Regions from separate parts of the Homo sapiens genome. Here region 1 is linked to region 2. A link is an interaction called in ENCODE POLR2A ChIA-PET data of the cell type or tissue named here. Cell type or tissue: PC-3. All regions are shown on one strand. Each heading gives the region's core, and the rest is flanking DNA. Links, peaks and the distances in the headings are about the cores only. Region 1 overlaps LOC107986064 (a long non-coding RNA gene). Region 2 overlaps BTD (biotinidase).

Region 1 (8,336 bases), core at 223-8,222, 250 kb before region 2:
CAGCCTCAGTCAAGCTACCGCATCTGACACCGCATGAAGCAAAGATGAGCCTCCCCTGCTGAGTCCTGCCTAAGTTACAGAATCACAAATGGGAAATAAAATAGCTGTTACTTGAGCCACTAAATTTTGGTGTAGTTGGATACATGGCAGTAGATTAACTGAAATATTAAGTGTTCTGAGGGCAAATTTCTATATACGTTTCTGAAGACTTTTGCCTATCCTTTTAAAACCTAATGGACTGCCGGGCACGGTGGCTCATGCCTGTAATCCCAGCAGTTTGGGAGGCTGAGGTAGGCAGATCACTTGAGGCCGGAGTTCGAGACTAACCTGGCCAACATGACGAAACCCTGTCTCTACTAAAAATACAAAAATTAGCCAGGTGTGGTCGTGCACACCTGTAATTCCAGCTACTTGGGAGGCTGAGGCAGAAGACTTGCTTGAACCTGGGAGGCAAGGTTGCAGTGAACTGAAATCGTGCCACTGCACTCCAACCTGGGTGGCAGAGCAAGACTTTGTCTCAAAAAACAAAACAAAACAAAACCTAAAAACCTAATGGACTAATTGACTCATGCTCTTAAATTTACATCATCTTTGATAAGCTTCTTTTTAGCATATTAGGTAGCCCATTTATATAAATACAGTATTTGAAATTATTTCTGTGTCCTCAGAACAGATCCAGTTTTATACCAACCACTTCTATTTACCATATCCTCAATCTTGCGGGAACAAGATTGAGACTGGTTGCACTGTGTCCTTGCCTTGTTCACTCTTTCTCTGCTTCCACAAGCCACCCTGAATGATAATTGAGTGTCACACCTCTTTGGAGTTATAAAAGCTGTGTGCCCTGAAGAGGACTCTCCAGGGAGTTGATAAGAAAGTACCTGCCTCACCTACCACTCTCTTCTGAGGAAAATGTCCCCAAGGTGTTCTTTCAGCAAAACGCTCCTGTGGCTCCTGCCATGTGATTTGAATGACCCCACATGGATATCCTGACTCCACTTTGATAGGAACAGGGGTCAATGGCTGAGCTAAAGACAATTAAGTGGAAATGGGTCAGCTGCCTTTGAGGTGGCCTGGAGTAAAGCTCTACCCGTTAGAGGATTTTTGTTGTGCATGGTGGCATCAGGCCGATCAAATTATCCTTTGGAAAGGATAAATGCCAGAACCACAAGGGCAGGTAGGGCACTGGAGCCCAAACTGAATGTGACCAATGAGGGACTTGGAAACGCTGGGCACCAGAAATGGTGAGATGTCTCAGGTGTCCATGTATCTTCCCAGGAAATCTCTATGCTTCAGGTTGGGTTCTTTGAAATAGGCACTGAAATGAGGAGTAATGTGCAAAGCAATAATTAAAGAAGTGTTCCCAGAAGCTGGGTTGGAAGTGGGGGAAGGAAGACAGGGAAGGGAGAAAACCAAGTATGGTGTGATTTCAGGCAGTCCAACAGAGAGAGGCTGGGGTGGTTTCCACCAGATATGGCTAGAAGGGAGTATAAGTTACACACCAGAGGTAGTCCCAACTCTAGGTAAGGGAGGTCATACAGCAGTTACTGTAACTATAGTAGTTACCTATAGTAGGTCAAACAGTTCCAGTAACCCAAGGAGAGTTCTCATAAGAAGAGTTACAGGTACAGACCTGTAACTCTTGAAGGCAAAAAAGCACACTGCAACTGGGGAGGAGTAACCAGAAACTGTAAAGAGATTTGAGAATTCTCAAAGTGCATCAACATTATCCACTGTGCTCCATCACGGAAGGACACTTGAGTGTGTCTCTTCCCTGCAGCCTGAAATGTGTGTCTGGGTCAGCATGTTCTAGTCCTTCTTCCATTTATTTAAGTTTTCAGACTGTTCACAGAGTTTCCTCTTGTGGCCCTGTAAGTTCAGGAGAACCCAGGTGGGAAGGGATCCATTCCTTCTACCCAGCTGTAAATGGAGACATTCTACCTTTCTTTGTTTACATATTGTGCTTCCATGTGTGCTTTGGCTTAAAAACAGGTCTCCACAACTAAAGAAAGCCTTGAAAACTACCGTGATTGACCATGGTAAATGGACATATTAGTTTTTTATTGCTGCATAACAAATTACCAAAAACTTAGAGGCTCAAAACAATACTCATTATCTCACAGTTTCCATAGTTCAGAAGTCCAGATTCAGCTTAGCTGTGCCCTCTGCTCTGGGTCTCAAAAGGCTGCAATCCAGATGTTGGTCAAGGCTGTGGGCTCATCAGAGGCTAGACTGGGGAAAGAACTTCCAAGCTTCTTCATGTCATTGGCAGAATTCATCTCCTTGTGGTTGTAGGACTGAGGCCCTGTTTTGTTGCTGGATGTCAGTTGGGGGCCACTCTCAGCAAATATAGGCCACCTGCAGTTCCTTGCCATTGGCCCCCTCCATAGGCCCTCTCATGATGTGGCAGCTTACTTCTTCAAGGGAGCAATGTAAAGAGTCTTTCTAATGCATGCTAGCTACACAGAGTTATATATCAATACAATAATGTAATGATGAAAATGACTTTCCATCACTTTCCCACCACATTTTATATTGGTTAGAAGCAAGTTCTTGGTCCCACCCACACTAAGAGGAAGGGATTATAGAGTCATGAAAATGAAACCACACTAGGGTCTAGTCTGTCTACCACAATGATTATGGAGGGAGGACTTTTAACAGGAGACATCGTGGCCTCCGAATTCTTTCATTCATACCATGCTGGTCTTAAGCAAGCAAGGTCTTTCCTGTGCCTACACTGAACCCTTTTGATCTATTGCCTTGCTTTCTGACTTGTCATGTTGTGTGAATTTTGACACCTTCTCATTTGTCTCCTAACCACTGGTTCAGGCTGGGCTCTCTCTGGCTAATTATGTAATTTTGCCCTACCTCAGCATTCTTATAGCTGTTGCCTATGGTCCCAAACTGATAACTTTTGTTTCAGTTAATTTCCTACCTCAGTTTTCCTGTATCTGTGTTTGATCATAATTTTCATTTATTTGAAATCAATTTAAATAGCCATATGTAGCAAGTGACTACCACAGCAGACAGTATAAATCAAGGCCTTTCCAGTTTAAAAATAAGCAAACGGAGCTTCTAGATTGCACAGCTAGTTAATAACACAACTGCAACTGAAAGCTTTGTCTCTTCTCTTTTTCATTTTCCATTCTATTAATTCAAATTGAAGAAATCTGCATAAGTGATTTTCCCAGATATTTCAAATTTGCCACTTTGTTTGTTTGTTTGTTTGTTTATTTATTGAGATGGAGTCTAGCTCTGTCGCCCAGGCTGGAGTGCAGTGGCGTGATCTTGGCTCACTGTAACCTCCACCTCCTGGGTTCAAGCAATTCTCTTGTCTCAGCCTCCCGAGCAGTTGGGATTACAGGCACCTGCACCACACCCAGCTAATTTTTTTGCATTTTTAGGAGAGACGGGGTTTCATTGTGTTGGCCAGGCTGGTCTCGAACTCCTGACCTCGTGATCTGCCCGCCTCAGCCTCTCAAAGTGCTGGGATTACAAGTGTGAGCCATCGCGTCTGGACAAATTTGCCACTTTAAATGTCCATACCTGGCTAGATGCAGTGGCTCATGCCTGTAATCCCAACACTTTAGGAGACAAAGGCAGGAAGACCACTTGAGGCCTGCAGTTTGAGACCAGCCTGGGCAACATAGTGAGACCCCATCCATAAACAATTTTTAAAAATAGCCAGGCATGGTGGTGCACATGTGTAGTCCCAACTACTCAGGAGGTGGAGGTGGGAGGATTGCTTGAGCCCAGGAAGTAGAGGCTGCACTGAGCTATGATCGTGCCACTGTACTCCAGCCTGGGTGACAGAGCAAGGCCATATCTCTAAAATAAAAAGTAAAAATAAGTAAATAAATAAATAATAAATGCCCATACTTAATCATTAAAGAATGTAAAGTTTTCTAAAAGATATTACACACTTATCTACCTTAGAAAAAAGCCATGTGGGCATCACTGTAGACTTCTCTTAACGGCACAAGGTTGCAATTGTGAACTTTATCATTCTGGGTTACAGTAATGATGCCCTTAAAACAGGACCTGGTGGGCTCATGGGGCAATCTTCCCCATACTGGCATCTCTACAGCTGGCGTGTGATTTGGCTGCTGCTTCTCTCTCACATCTTGATGTGGTAGCTTCTGACACCATCCCTGGTCCCTTCACTACCTCAGCAATGAAACAAATACAGGAATTTGACCCATCATTGGCCTTTGCTTCACCCACTATTTCAAACCATTAGGCCTAAGGGATTGGGTGTTCACAATGAGTCAGGTACACAGAGTTTTGTGCAAATTTTTCCATAATGCACAGGCTTTTTTCTTATAGGTTTATAATGATGCAAGTCTCATAAAAGCTGATTGCTGGATACATGGTATGGTATCTTATGTTACGTTGTGCCACTCTTTGTGATGTCCAGGGTACCAGGGCAGGGTAGGATTGTGTGCAAAATATTTTCAGAAATGAGACCGCAATTAGGTATGAATTATTTTAAATTAGTTTTCTGAGCTGTTTCTCCTTAGTATAGTCGCAGGTCATGAAATATGAACAGTCTCATGAGTCTTTTAAAAATATTAAAAAACCAAAGTGAATTTTAAGAGCACTAAAAAATAAGATAAAATAAAATACATTCACTTCAGTAACTCTCATAAACAGAGGCCAGACTCACAGTGACTATATCTATCCAAAACATATCTGAGTGCATGGGAGCCAGAAAAGGGCTCAAAACAAGGGGAGATAGTTGTCACAAAGCCCATGCATTAGAGCCCATCACCTGTAACCAAGCGAAAGGAGACATTGATGGCTTTAAGCCTATGTCTCATGCTCCATGCCTGGAGCTGAAACTGAAGGTGAGTGAAAAGGGTGGTGAAGAAGGAAATCCAGGTTCTGCTACCAAATCCTGAACCACCAAAAGCCAGTAAATGAAATGTACTCTGTTCGCCACCTCTGGAGAAAATATAACCCATTTTAGAAAAATTTCCCTTACACAACTAAAATGTTCAGGGTTTTGGCATTTACAAGGTAGCTTTCAGTTACCTGGAAAAATTATTTATGTAAAATCACCACTGCCAGACAGGTGTTTCTGTATTTTTACTCACCCTTCTGGAACAGCTTGAGGATTTGCTCCAGGAAAGCACTCATTTTGCCTGTACGCTGCTTTAGAAAATAACTTCACTAAACACGTTCGTCGTTCCATTAGTTATTTATAGTCGAGTTTTGATTATCCACTAGGCAGGTTCCTGGCTCAGTTTTCAGCCCTCTGTTTGCCTTTCTCACCTCCCACTGACACACACTTGCTGCAGCTTGTAGCAACTTAGAATTTCCCCTGAGTCACAGCTCCCCTTCCCCCAGTTCCAGCACAGCTGCTCCCCCATCCCCACCAAAAGATGTCTACAAACCAAAACAACATTTACCTATTGCTTCCCCAACCTTTCCCAAGAATGGTACAAGGTTGCCAGAAAGAACTCGGCAGTGGAATAAATAAGGCCACCACTGGGTATCAGGCAGAGAGCCCCAGAGCTCAGGTGTTCCTGCAGCCTGAATGTTGGGGAGGGGTCACCAGCCAGGGCAGGACAGGGATATTCAATAGCTTCCCATCTCTTTTCACAGTGTGGCATCATTTTGTTGTTTGAAGTGTTATGTATTCCTAGACATGTGACTCACCTTCCAGTCCTCAAGTTCCAGATGAGCACAAAAACACATTCCTGGCCAAGCACAGTGGCTCATGCCTGTAATCCCAGCACTTTGGGAGGCCGAGGCTGGCAGATTTCCCGAGGTCAGGAGTTCGAGACCAGCCTGACTAACATGGTGAAACCCCAACTCTACTAAAAATTCAAAAATTAGCCAGGCATGGTGGCCCACGCCTGTAATCCCAGCTACTCAGGAGGCTGAGTCAGGAGAATGGCTTGAACCTAGGAAGCGGAGGCTGCAGTGAGCCAAGATCATGCCACTGCACTCCAGCCTGGGTGACAGAGCAAGATTCCATCTCAAAAAAAAATACAATACAATAAATAAATGAAACACATTTCTAACTCCCATCAGAATTTTTTCCCCAACTTTTCTGCACTTTGAACATCAGTGAAAGTGGCACTAGCACTTTTTTGTGCTGTGGGATTTCTTCTAGGTCTCCTAATTCCACAGATATGGCAGTTTCTATGCTAGCTTATAGTGGTACTCAGCCTTGGAATTCTGATGCCTGCGCCTCAGCTCAGAGATTGTTTTTCTAGTCTGAGATGAAGCCTGAGCACTGGAATTTTGAAATGCTCCCTAAGTCATTGTAACATGTAGCCAATGTTGAGAACCACTGGCTTGGAACCTCACTTGGTTAATAATGACTGTAAGTATGACTCTTAACTTGGACAGCTGTGGCTCCACTGATTTAGAATAAATGTTTAAATAGGAAAGGGAGGAAATGTGCATACACATAGACCAATTCAGAAGTTATTGTGCATTGCCAAGGTCAACATTTCATTCACTCCTTCACTTAACAAATATTTATTGAGGGTTGCTACTAGGATGGGAGAATGCAAAAATGCATAATGAATTTACTGCCCTCAAGGATATACATTCCCTGGAAGAGCACTCAGACATGTTCTCTAGACTCCTACAGTCCCCCACAGGCACGGTCAACTCTAGCCCTTCCTTCTTCCTCATTCATCCCTAGTTAGTATCTCATAATTCCCCAACATTTGCATATAATTTTACTGAACATGCATAATCCTGATGCCTGTAGTCTCTGGTTGCTCTATAGAGTGCAACTGCTTGAATTATGACAGTTATCTCTGTTAATAAAGTTCACATTTTTCCTGCAGAGTTATAAATATATATGCAGCTTGCATATTCAAGAAAGCACGTGGGAGGAAATGCTGAGCTGTGGGGCCCTTCTAGAACAGAAGCCACTCCCTGGCACCTGCACATACATAACTATCCTGATACCCTCCAAAAAGGCTTGTCCTTGTGGCTTTCTTATACAAAGGATTTAGTCTAAGCAGTCCTGGTGAGAAAATCAGATATTAGCACCTTTGACATCTGCATTCTGTTTTTTGGGCCCCCAAATGGACTCACAGTCATCAGCTTTCCTTTTCCCAGGGAAAAACTGGTCCTGCAGTCTCTGAGGAAACTGAAATGGAATTAACTGGGATGTAAAGTGGCAGCCAAATGAGATCAGGAAGATCAGCAGCAGAGAGAAGGGATGGCTGATCTTGTAAACTTGAGTCACGCAAATAAATTCATTAAATCTAGGATCTGCTGGGGTGCTGGCAAGGCATATATAAAAGCAGCAGACCAATAAATCTGTTCTGTTATCTGAAGAAGAGCTAATAGAGGAATTTTCTAAAAGAAGCCTTTTTACAGAATACAATAATACCATAAATTATCAATCAGCTGACTTTAGTTTTACAGTTTAGCCTGAAACCTGAACAACTTGCAGGAGTTTGTACCTTGTGGGTAATAATAGGTATGCATGGTCAATGTAATACAGCATATTTCTTTCTTTCTTTTTTTTTTTTTTTTGAGATGGAGTCTTGCTCCGTCGCCAGGTGGAGTACAATGGCACAATCTTGGCTCACTGCAACCTCTACCTCCCGGGTTCAAGCAATTCTCCTGCCTCAGCCTCCCGAGTAGCTGGGATTACAGGCGCATGCCACCACACCCAGCTAATTTTTGTAATTTTAGTAGAGATGGGGTTTCACCATGTTGGCCAGGATGGTCTCAATCTATTGACCTCATGATCCACTCGCCTTGGCCTCCCAAAGTGCTAGGATTACAGGGGTGAGCCACCATGCCCAGCCATATACAGCATATTTCTTTAAACTATATAGCTAGCTACTTTGGTAACATATATATTTATTTACAAATAAAATGATGATTATATTGTTATATAGTATGCAGTAGGCTCTGCTGCTTGTTTAACCAACAGCTTTTTCTTTGTTTTCCTTACTAGTCAAGCCCTGAATTGGGTGGGTTTCAACCCTTCCCCATGTGACACAGGTGAGAGTGCCACACTCTACCTTCAGGATCAAAGGTAAATTGTGATGGGCCTAAGGTAATCCCAGTGGCCTGTTCCCCTTGCTGGGGCTGGTTTAGAGGTGAGTATGCTGAATTTTTCTGCTGCCAGCAAAGTACTACCACCAGGCGTCCTAGAATCACCATCTCTGTCTCGTTCCAGGTTATTACTCATGAGAACAGAGGCAAGATTTGGAAAGAGAAGGACATTATTCCTCTGGATATGGTTATAGCTGTATAGCAGGGCAAATGAGAAATTCCTAGTAGTTTCCTGGCACAAACTTCAGGAAATATTAATATGCACCTAGGTGTTCCAGGCTAAGATCTTTGAGGGT
Region 2 (8,336 bases), core at 204-8,203:
ATCCCTCACCCTAATAGTGGCCATGTGACTCAGTGCTGGCTGATCAGAATATCACAGCCCTGGCCGGGTACGGTGGCTCACGCCTGTAATCCCAGCACTTTGGGAGGCTGAGGCAGGCAGATCATGAGGTCAGGAGATCGAGGCCATCCTGGCTAACATGGTGAAACCCTGTCTCTATAAAAATACAAAAAATTAGCTGGGCGTGGTGGCACGTGCCTGTAGTCCCAGCTACTCGGAAGGCTGAGGCAGGAGAATCGCTTGAACTCGGGAGGCAGAGCTTGCAGTGAGCCGAGATCATGCCATTGCACTCCTGCCCGGGCGACAGAGCAAGACTCCATCTCAAAAAAACAAAAGAATATCACAGCTCTCTGGCCGATCATTGATTCAGGATGGGCACGTGCCCTAAGCAAGAGCCCAGGTTGTTCATCTCTGAGACTTTAATTAGGGACTGTGTAAAAAGAGGAGCTTCTTCTCTAGAGCTGCTGAGAGGGGCAGATGAAGCCTAGAAGTCATGGCCATTGTTGCAACTACACGAGAGTCTGTCTGTGGGAGAAAATGATAAAGAAGAGTGCAGAGTAGAGTGTGATACTGTGTCCAGAGACACCATTTGAGCCCCTAGATTCAGCAATGGCTGAAGAGAATTTATTCTTAGACTCCCCAGTTACGAGTTAATATATTCTTTTTTTTTTTTGCTCAAACAAAAAGAAAAAGATGAAGAGAATGAGAAGGAAAATGAGAAGAAAAGTTATCTACAAAAAATTATATATGCATGATGCCTAGAGTTCATATATTGGTAATTTCATTTTTAACGGTGCAGCTGTTATTCAGATTTTTGTTTTACTTCAGTACTGAACACAAAAATAAAAAAACTTTCCAAACGGAAATAATGTTTCGTTGTGTTTTTTCTCAGCCTGTCTGAGAAACATTCTAAACATTCTTTGTGACTACCTATTCATTCATTCATTCATTCAGCAGTCAGCAAGCATAGAGCAGATTTTGTAAGCCAAGACAGTGCCATGCTGAACGCTGCAGAGACAAAAGATGAATAGGACACTGGCTCTGGTCTTAGAGGGTGGGTCTCCGTGGAGTCACGATAAAGATGCAAATCCAAGACTCAGCACATATTTGCATGTGGGCAATTCATTAATATCTCTCTGTCAGTTTTCCCCATCTGTAAAATAGCTGTAGCAAACCTTCTTTAGGGCTCATGGCAGTTAAGGGAGACCATTTATGTGCATCCAGCACAGAGCTGTCACTCACTACTAGGTGGCTACTCTAGGCATGGCTCATGTTCCGGCAGAGGGAACTCAGATAAATAGTTCAATGAGAAAGGGCTCTGTGAACTGGGAATGGGAAACACCAGTTCAAAAAGTGGAAGAGTCACAAGCTGTGATGAGAGAGTAGACCTTGAAGGATGGATGAGTGTTCATCAGAAGACGCCATTTCAAGCAGACAACAGTACAGGGGCCAGACTGTGCTCAGCACACTGGAGGAGCTTAAAGAAGTAGCTATGGCTGGACCAGAAACCCAGGTTCACAGTAAGGGCCATCATGTGAGCTCAGAGGTCAGGCGGAGCTGAGGCTGTGCAGAATGTGAACTTTGGCCTGAGGAACAGCAACTGTTGGGAGGTGAGAAACGGGAGAGCTGTGATTTGGATTGAGCAGAGTGGCAGCCCACCTGCAGGATGGTACCCAATGAGGTTCACCTCTGGGCATCTAACACCCTCTGTCTCTTTCCATAGGGAGCAGGGCTGACCTGTGTAACTCAATAAGATGGTGCCAAATGATGCAGTGTGACTTCTGAGACTAGTTAATAAAAGACATCATGGCTCCACCTGTGCTCTCTTGGATCATTTGCTTCAGGGGAAGCCAGGGGCCACATCATGAGGACACTCAGCTATCCCTATGGAAAGACCCAAGTGGTGAGGAGCTGAGACCTTTTGCTAGCAGCCAGCACCAACGTGCCAGCTGTGTGAATGGGCCATTTTGCAAGTGATCCTCTGTATTTGTTTCCTAGGTCTGCCATATCAAAGTACCCTGAACTGGGTGGCTTCAAACAACAGAAACTTATTGTCTCATAGTTGTGGAAGCTGGAAATCCAAAATCAAGGTGTTGGCAGAGCCATGCTTCTTCTGAAACCTGCAGGGGTGGGTTGTGTGTGGGGAGTTGTTTCTTGCCTCTTCTAATTTCTGGTGTTTGTTGGCAAGCAATTTCTGGTGTGCCTTGTCTAGTAGAGGCATCCCTGTGATCTCTGCCCCTGTTGTCACATGGTCATCTTCTCCCTGTGTGTGTGTCTTCTCCTCTTCTGATAAGGACATGTCATATTGGATTAAGGGCCCAGTTACTCTAGTGTGATCTCATTTTAACTTATATCTTCATTGCATCTGCAAAGACCCTATTTCCAAATAAGGCCACATTCTGAGCTATTGGGGGTTAGGACTACAACGTATCTTTTTTGGGGAAGACGCAATTTAATCAATAATATTCTCCAAATCCAGTGAGGCCTTCAACCGGCTGCAGCCTTGGTTGATATCTTCACTGTCACCTCGGCTGACATCTTGACTGTAGCCTCATGAGAGACCCGCTTTCCTGCCCCACAGAACTGGGTGAACTAACAATGTCCATGCTTGTTTTATGCCATTAAGTTTTGGGGCACTTTGTTATGTGGGAATAGGTAACTAACATTCAAAGGGAGGTTAGGGAATGAAAGACTGAAGCCAGGAGACCAGGACCTTTCTCTGGCCTGAGAAGGAACATGGCCTCCCAAGCAGTCCCACTCACAGATCTTCAGGCCACATCAGCTCTTGTCTCAAATCTAGGCCTTTGTGCACAAAACATTTCATACTTTTATGCCTATTTTGTCCTATATAAATCCACTTTGTTGAGAAATTGTTCTTTGAGTGGTCATTTCACTTGAGCGGTTCTGAGTTTCATTGAGAATCAAGAGCGGCCGACTCACCATCGGTCCTCTCTGAGGAGATCTTCTGTGCAGGGACACCTCCTGGGCTACTAGCCAGTGCTCTGATTGGCTGGCCTTGGGCTGGGTGCCTCCTCCTGGTTCAATATACCATGGCTGGGGGGTGGGGGCACAGGTACCAAGCAGGGCCACCTGTGGGGAAAAGTGGCCTGGGTGGGTTTCCCTCAGCAGGGGCTCTGGACAGGCCTGTGTCTTGAGAGCAGACATGGTGGGCTCTGGGACTTGGCAGTCTGTGAGGAGGCCTGGTTTTTTCCTCTCTAAGAACAGGGCTTTTAAATCCAGTGTGAATACAGCTCACTGTGCCTCTCACTTCCCGTGTGAGAAAAACCACAGAAAAGCACAGCTGCACCTACATGAGAAACCACGCAAACCAAGCCACTTCCCCCAAGTCTGGTTTAGCCAAAAATGCATTTGATTTCCTGTCTCCATGTTGTGGTCAAGATTGCCATTTGCTTCCTGAGTTTCAGGATCACAATCGACAAAAACATAATCACAACCATTAGTCATAGATATATTTTTTCCCTGAAAATGATTTATTTTCCCGTCCTCTACTTTGTTCTGTCATCTGGCAGCTACTTCTTTTAATTGTAAAAATTACTTTGTTCTACCACCATTAGTTGCTTTTCCCCTCATTTCTACTTCACGAGCAATTCATTCTAAATTGTTGGTAGAAAATAACTCAGGGAAAGTTCGTGGTGCTCTGCCCAGAAGGGCAGAATGAGGATCCTGCAGGTGCTGATTAGATGTTTACTGGGTGAAGTAGTTCTGCCAAGTCTGTATTTAGCGCTGGCCTCTCTTTCTCAGGCTTATTTGAATCATCTTGGCATAAGGCAATGATATGCATTTTTAGGTAATTTCTGTCTCCCTGGGGTTTGAGGCAGGGAAGCAGACTGGGCGGTGGGTAGCCACATCTGGGGCCGCTTCTGGACTGCCAGCTCACGCCTGGTGGGAGCTGCGCTGGGCGAGAAAGCGAACTCCGTCATCTGGTGGGAGAGGTCCTGCTCCCCTTCCAGAGGGACTTCCTAGGGCGTGGGGAACCCAAGGCTTGCTCAGGAATTCCAAGTCCTTGCTGCTTATTCCCTGAAGACTTGACTCATCCCAGACCTTTCCGAGGGATCAGTGAGTCAGCAGGGGCTGGTGCTGGCTCTGCTTTTTCCCACATGGTTTATTCAACATGCATTCTATGAATAAAAAACCGAGGCCCAAGGTCTCCCCAGTGAGGAGTTAATGGTGAGGCCATGCATGGAAACCCCATCAGTCTGACTGCAGAATCCACATTGTTAATTGTCCTGCCTAAAAGCCAGAAAAGGATCTGGAGGCCTACACCGTGGGGGAATAGGGAGATCATTTCATTTTTCTTGCTTTATAAAATCGTGTGATGTTTAAGCATATACTGTTTAAAATAACTAAAAAGGAGTTCAAACTAAATGGCCACATTTAAGAGGCAAATCACTGAAGACTAATTATCCATTCTGTACTTAAAAAATGATCTGAAACAGCTACTAGGCATGCAGTCAAAATCCTTTTTTAAATGGCTTTGAAATATTGGACACAAATTACACAGAAATCAGTGGCCTAAAAATGTCTTCACCATATTGAGTCTGATAATTTTGCATCTGGAATTCCTAACATGGGAAGCTCCTGCTCTGTGCCTGTTGGGTGATTGAATAAATGCATGACTAAAGTGGGCCACCCTTCATGCCCTTCACGGCAGTCCCTGCAACTTATCTCTATGGGGTGCCAGGCATCGCTGCAAAGCAACGAGATCCTCTATAGGGCTCCAGATCAAATTATACCAGCATCAATCCATCCTGCACAGTCGGGCAACGTGCCCAACTCTTGCCCAAAGCTACCGTGATTTATTAAGGTCCCTGGAATCCCTGGATGAGCTGTGTCGTACAGAAAGAATTCTATTACTCATACCTTCCCATGGCTGCCCCCGTCTCAACATTTCCAGTCCCCACCCGCCCTTCACCCCGAAGCGTTGCACTCTCTCCAGTTATTCCAGGTCCTGCCTACACATTCCATTTACTGACAGAAAATTCCATTACTGGCAGATGTGAGGAACGCTTCTTTTCTATTTTTAAAAGCCGCTTTAAGGTCTACGTTTCTGACGTTGCTGGTGGCGCTAGCATTGCCATTTCATCTGGCTAGAGTTCTGGTCGACCAGAATGGGAAGGTTCCCCACAAGGGCCATTTCTAATTGAGCTTTTGCTTTGAGAGCTTGTTTCTTACCTCAGGAAATGTTTAAGGCTTATGAAATATTTACATGTCCTGGGTGTCACTTGATCAACAAGATAAAAAAAAAAAAAAAAACCCCAAGCCACTGCTTTGTGGATGTGTAAAATATAAACTGACATTTATTTTTGTTTTAGCTTGAGACCAATCGCATACTGAGAGATTTGTTAGAGGAAGATGTGGCTTGAAAAAGATAAATGTGAACAGAAAATACCCCCTAATGTCTCGATGATTGAGGTTTAAGAGGAAGACACTGAGGGAATCTGCCTCTCCTACTTTTTCCACAGTTCCCAGGGTGGAATCTGGTGCCACAGAAGTGGGCTCCTGCCCTTAAGGCAGAAAGATGGTCCCAGGGCTTGTAGCCTGTGGAAGTGCAAGGCTGTCAACATGATGGCCAGAGTCCGCCCCACAGACCACACACTTTTCCTAGTCCCTCTCATACAAGCGCCCATAGAGAGCCGCCGTCACCAGCCCAGAGGACAGCCTACTTTTCCTCAGGAAATAGTGGTCATTCTCCCAGCCAAGCTGGTCAGGGACTTCTAGGGTCATCCCTGAGGTCAGAAACAAAGGAAAGATATAGGAAGTACTGAAGTTGCCCCACAGGTGAAACTCAAATATCCCCGTGGCCTCTGTGATTTCCTGTCCACAGGTGTCGAAGCCAAGACCCCCACACCTGACCAGGGCACACACTTGGATGTAGTAAGTGCCATGTACTGTGTGAAGCCCATCAAAGACCCCCAGGGCATACAGCTCTTTGGATAAGGTGGGCCTCTCGTAAAGTAAATAACAGCAGAGGCCATTGGAACAGACGTGGAGATAGCCTTCCTTTCCCCAGACAGGGACCAGGGTGAAATTGTCATACATCATCTCAGAGTGAAATGTGGGAGGAGCATTCACGTTCCACTTGGTGGCCTCATCACAGTGGACTTCCTGAGCATCCTTCTCACAGTACGGATCGCCTGACAAAATTTTTAAAAACTTACTATGGGATGGGTCCGTTTCACCTGTTGCATTCTCTGCACCAATGAGACCCACTGGATTTTTGGCCACCTGGGCAATTATAAGGTGACTTTTGGGATTTTCCATGTCATGGTACCAAAAGGACTCCAGAGGGGTGTGTATGCCACTTCCTGTCATCCCCAGAACTGGGTGGTGGACATTAGCTGCCAGAACGTTGATGCCAAAGGCAACAGCAAAAGCTTTCTGAATCTCAATTGCTGCCAAGAGTGGGAGCTGGTTCATCCAGGCAGTTGGGTACACAACATGCTTCACCTTGTAGTCTCTGAGGACTCTGATGGCAGGGTCAAAGAACAATATATCAAAGCATGTGAAGATGCCAAACCTGCCAGCAAAGGGGGTATCAAAGGTGATGAGATCCACTTTAAGAGGAACATCGAATGCTGCCTCAAAGTAGAGGTTGTGTTTACGGTAGCGGTCAACAAGGGTTCCATTATTGCTGAACACGACATTTGTGTTGAACTGGTATCTCCCATCTTTTGGGCACCTTGGGTCACTGCTATGACAAGGCTCCTTTGTCCCAAGATTGGCCACCAAGAACATATCTCCCCTGATGGCCATACAACTCAGGCGCTGGAGCACCTAGAGGAAAAAAAGGTGTAAATAAATGAGGTTTTTGCCTGTAATCCCAGCACTGTGGGAGGCTGAGGCGGGTGGATCATGAGGTCAGGAGATTGAGACCACCCTGGCTAACACGGTGAAACCCCATCTCAACTAAAAATACAAAAAATTAGCCGGGCGTGGTGGTGGATGCCTGTAGTCCCAGCTACTCGGGAGGCTGAGGCAGGAGAATGGCGTGAACCCAGTAGGCGGAGCTTGCAGTGAGCCGAGATCGCGCCACTGCACTCCAGCCTGGGCGACAGAGCAAGACTCCGTCTCAAAATAAATAAATAAATAAATAAATAAATAAATAAATAAATAAATAAATTAAATAAATGAGTTTTTAAAATCCTTCCTTTTGCTTCCTCTTCTTTTTTTTTTCTTTCTTTTCTTTTTTTTTTTTTTCAGAGACAGGGTCTTGTTACATTGCCCAGGCTGGACTCAAACTCCTGGCCTCAAGCAATCCTCTCGTCTCAGCCTCCTAAGAAGCTGGGACTACAGGTGTGCACCATTGTACTTGGCTCTCACAATTTTTAAATATAAAAGTACTTATATTTATCCATAATAAACAGCTATCATAAATCAATAAGAAAAAAGCAACCACTACTGAAAATGTGCAAAGGATATAAACAGGTGATTCACAGAAGGACAAAGAAAAGTGACCCACAAACATCTCAAAAGATGCTCAATCTCATTAGTGAGAGAGAAGTGCAAATTACAACAATGAAATAGCTATCATTTCTCACCTTCATAAGACTGGCAAAAATTCAAAAGATTCTTCTTTTTCTTTTTTTTTTGAGGCAGGGTCTGGCTCTGTCGCCCAGGCTGGAGTGCAGTGGCACAATCTTGGCTCACTGCAACTTCCGCCTCCCAGGCTCAAGCCATCCTCCTATCTCAGCCTTCTGAGTGGCTGGGACTACAGGCATGCACCACCACACCCAGCTAATTTTTGTATTTATTGTAGAGACGAGGTTTCACCATGTTGGCCAGGCTGGTCTTGAACTCATGAGCTCAAGCTATCCACCAGCCTTGGCCTCCCAGAATGCTGGGATTACAGATGTGAAGCACTGTGCCCAGGCTCAAAAGATTATTCTATCTTGCATTGACCAAAGGATGGAAAAAGAGGCACTCATACTGTATGACTGGGGCTGTAAAGTGAAATCAAAGTTTTTTAAGCGGGAAATTTGGTACTCTTTAATATAATTTAAAATGTACATATCCTTTGAGGGATTCCATTTCTTTATTTTATTTTATTTTTTTTTTTTTTTTTGAGGCAGAGTTTTGCTCCTGTTGTCCAGGCTGGAATGCAGTGGCGCGATCTTTCTCACCGCAACTCCTGCCTCCCAGGTTCAAGTGATTCTCCTGCCTCAGCCTCCCAAGTAGCTGGGATTACAGGTGTGAGCCACCACACCTGGCCTGAGGGATTTCATTTCTAAAAATTTTATTTTACAGAAAAACTTGAACATGTTTACAAAAATATAATAGCAAAAATTTAAAATGAATAA

The links. Peaks named below come from ENCODE experiments on the same cell type or tissue, not always from the same donor. Only the 100,000 strongest peaks of a DNase experiment are listed, where the experiment ranks them.
Region 1: POLR2A ChIA-PET joins it to region 2 with 7 read pairs; 2 of 35 experiments call an interaction of 5 or more read pairs at or near these places.

The regions. Positions count from the first base shown.
Region 1 is chr3:15,891,046-15,899,381 of GRCh38, reverse strand. All of the region lies in intron 2 of LOC107986064 (a long non-coding RNA gene), which reads right to left. Among named protein-coding and RNA genes, the nearest start is that of MIR563, 21 kb to the right of the region's middle. In PC-3, for the core only: no CTCF peak of the experiment used is centred there; no DNase peak of the experiment used is centred there.
Region 2 is chr3:15,642,793-15,651,128 of GRCh38, reverse strand. It overlaps BTD (biotinidase), which reads right to left. Exons shown (of 4, transcript NM_001370658.1): 4 at 1-6,813. The coding sequence ends at 5,641. Among named protein-coding and RNA genes, the nearest start is that of BTD, 45 kb to the right of the region's middle. RefSeq lists a silencer at 3,193-3,487 and an enhancer at 3,914-4,447. In PC-3, for the core only: no CTCF peak of the experiment used is centred there; DNase peaks (open chromatin) are centred at 3,348, 4,058 and 4,878; H3K4me3 peaks cover 2,419 bases; H3K27ac peaks cover 4,245 bases.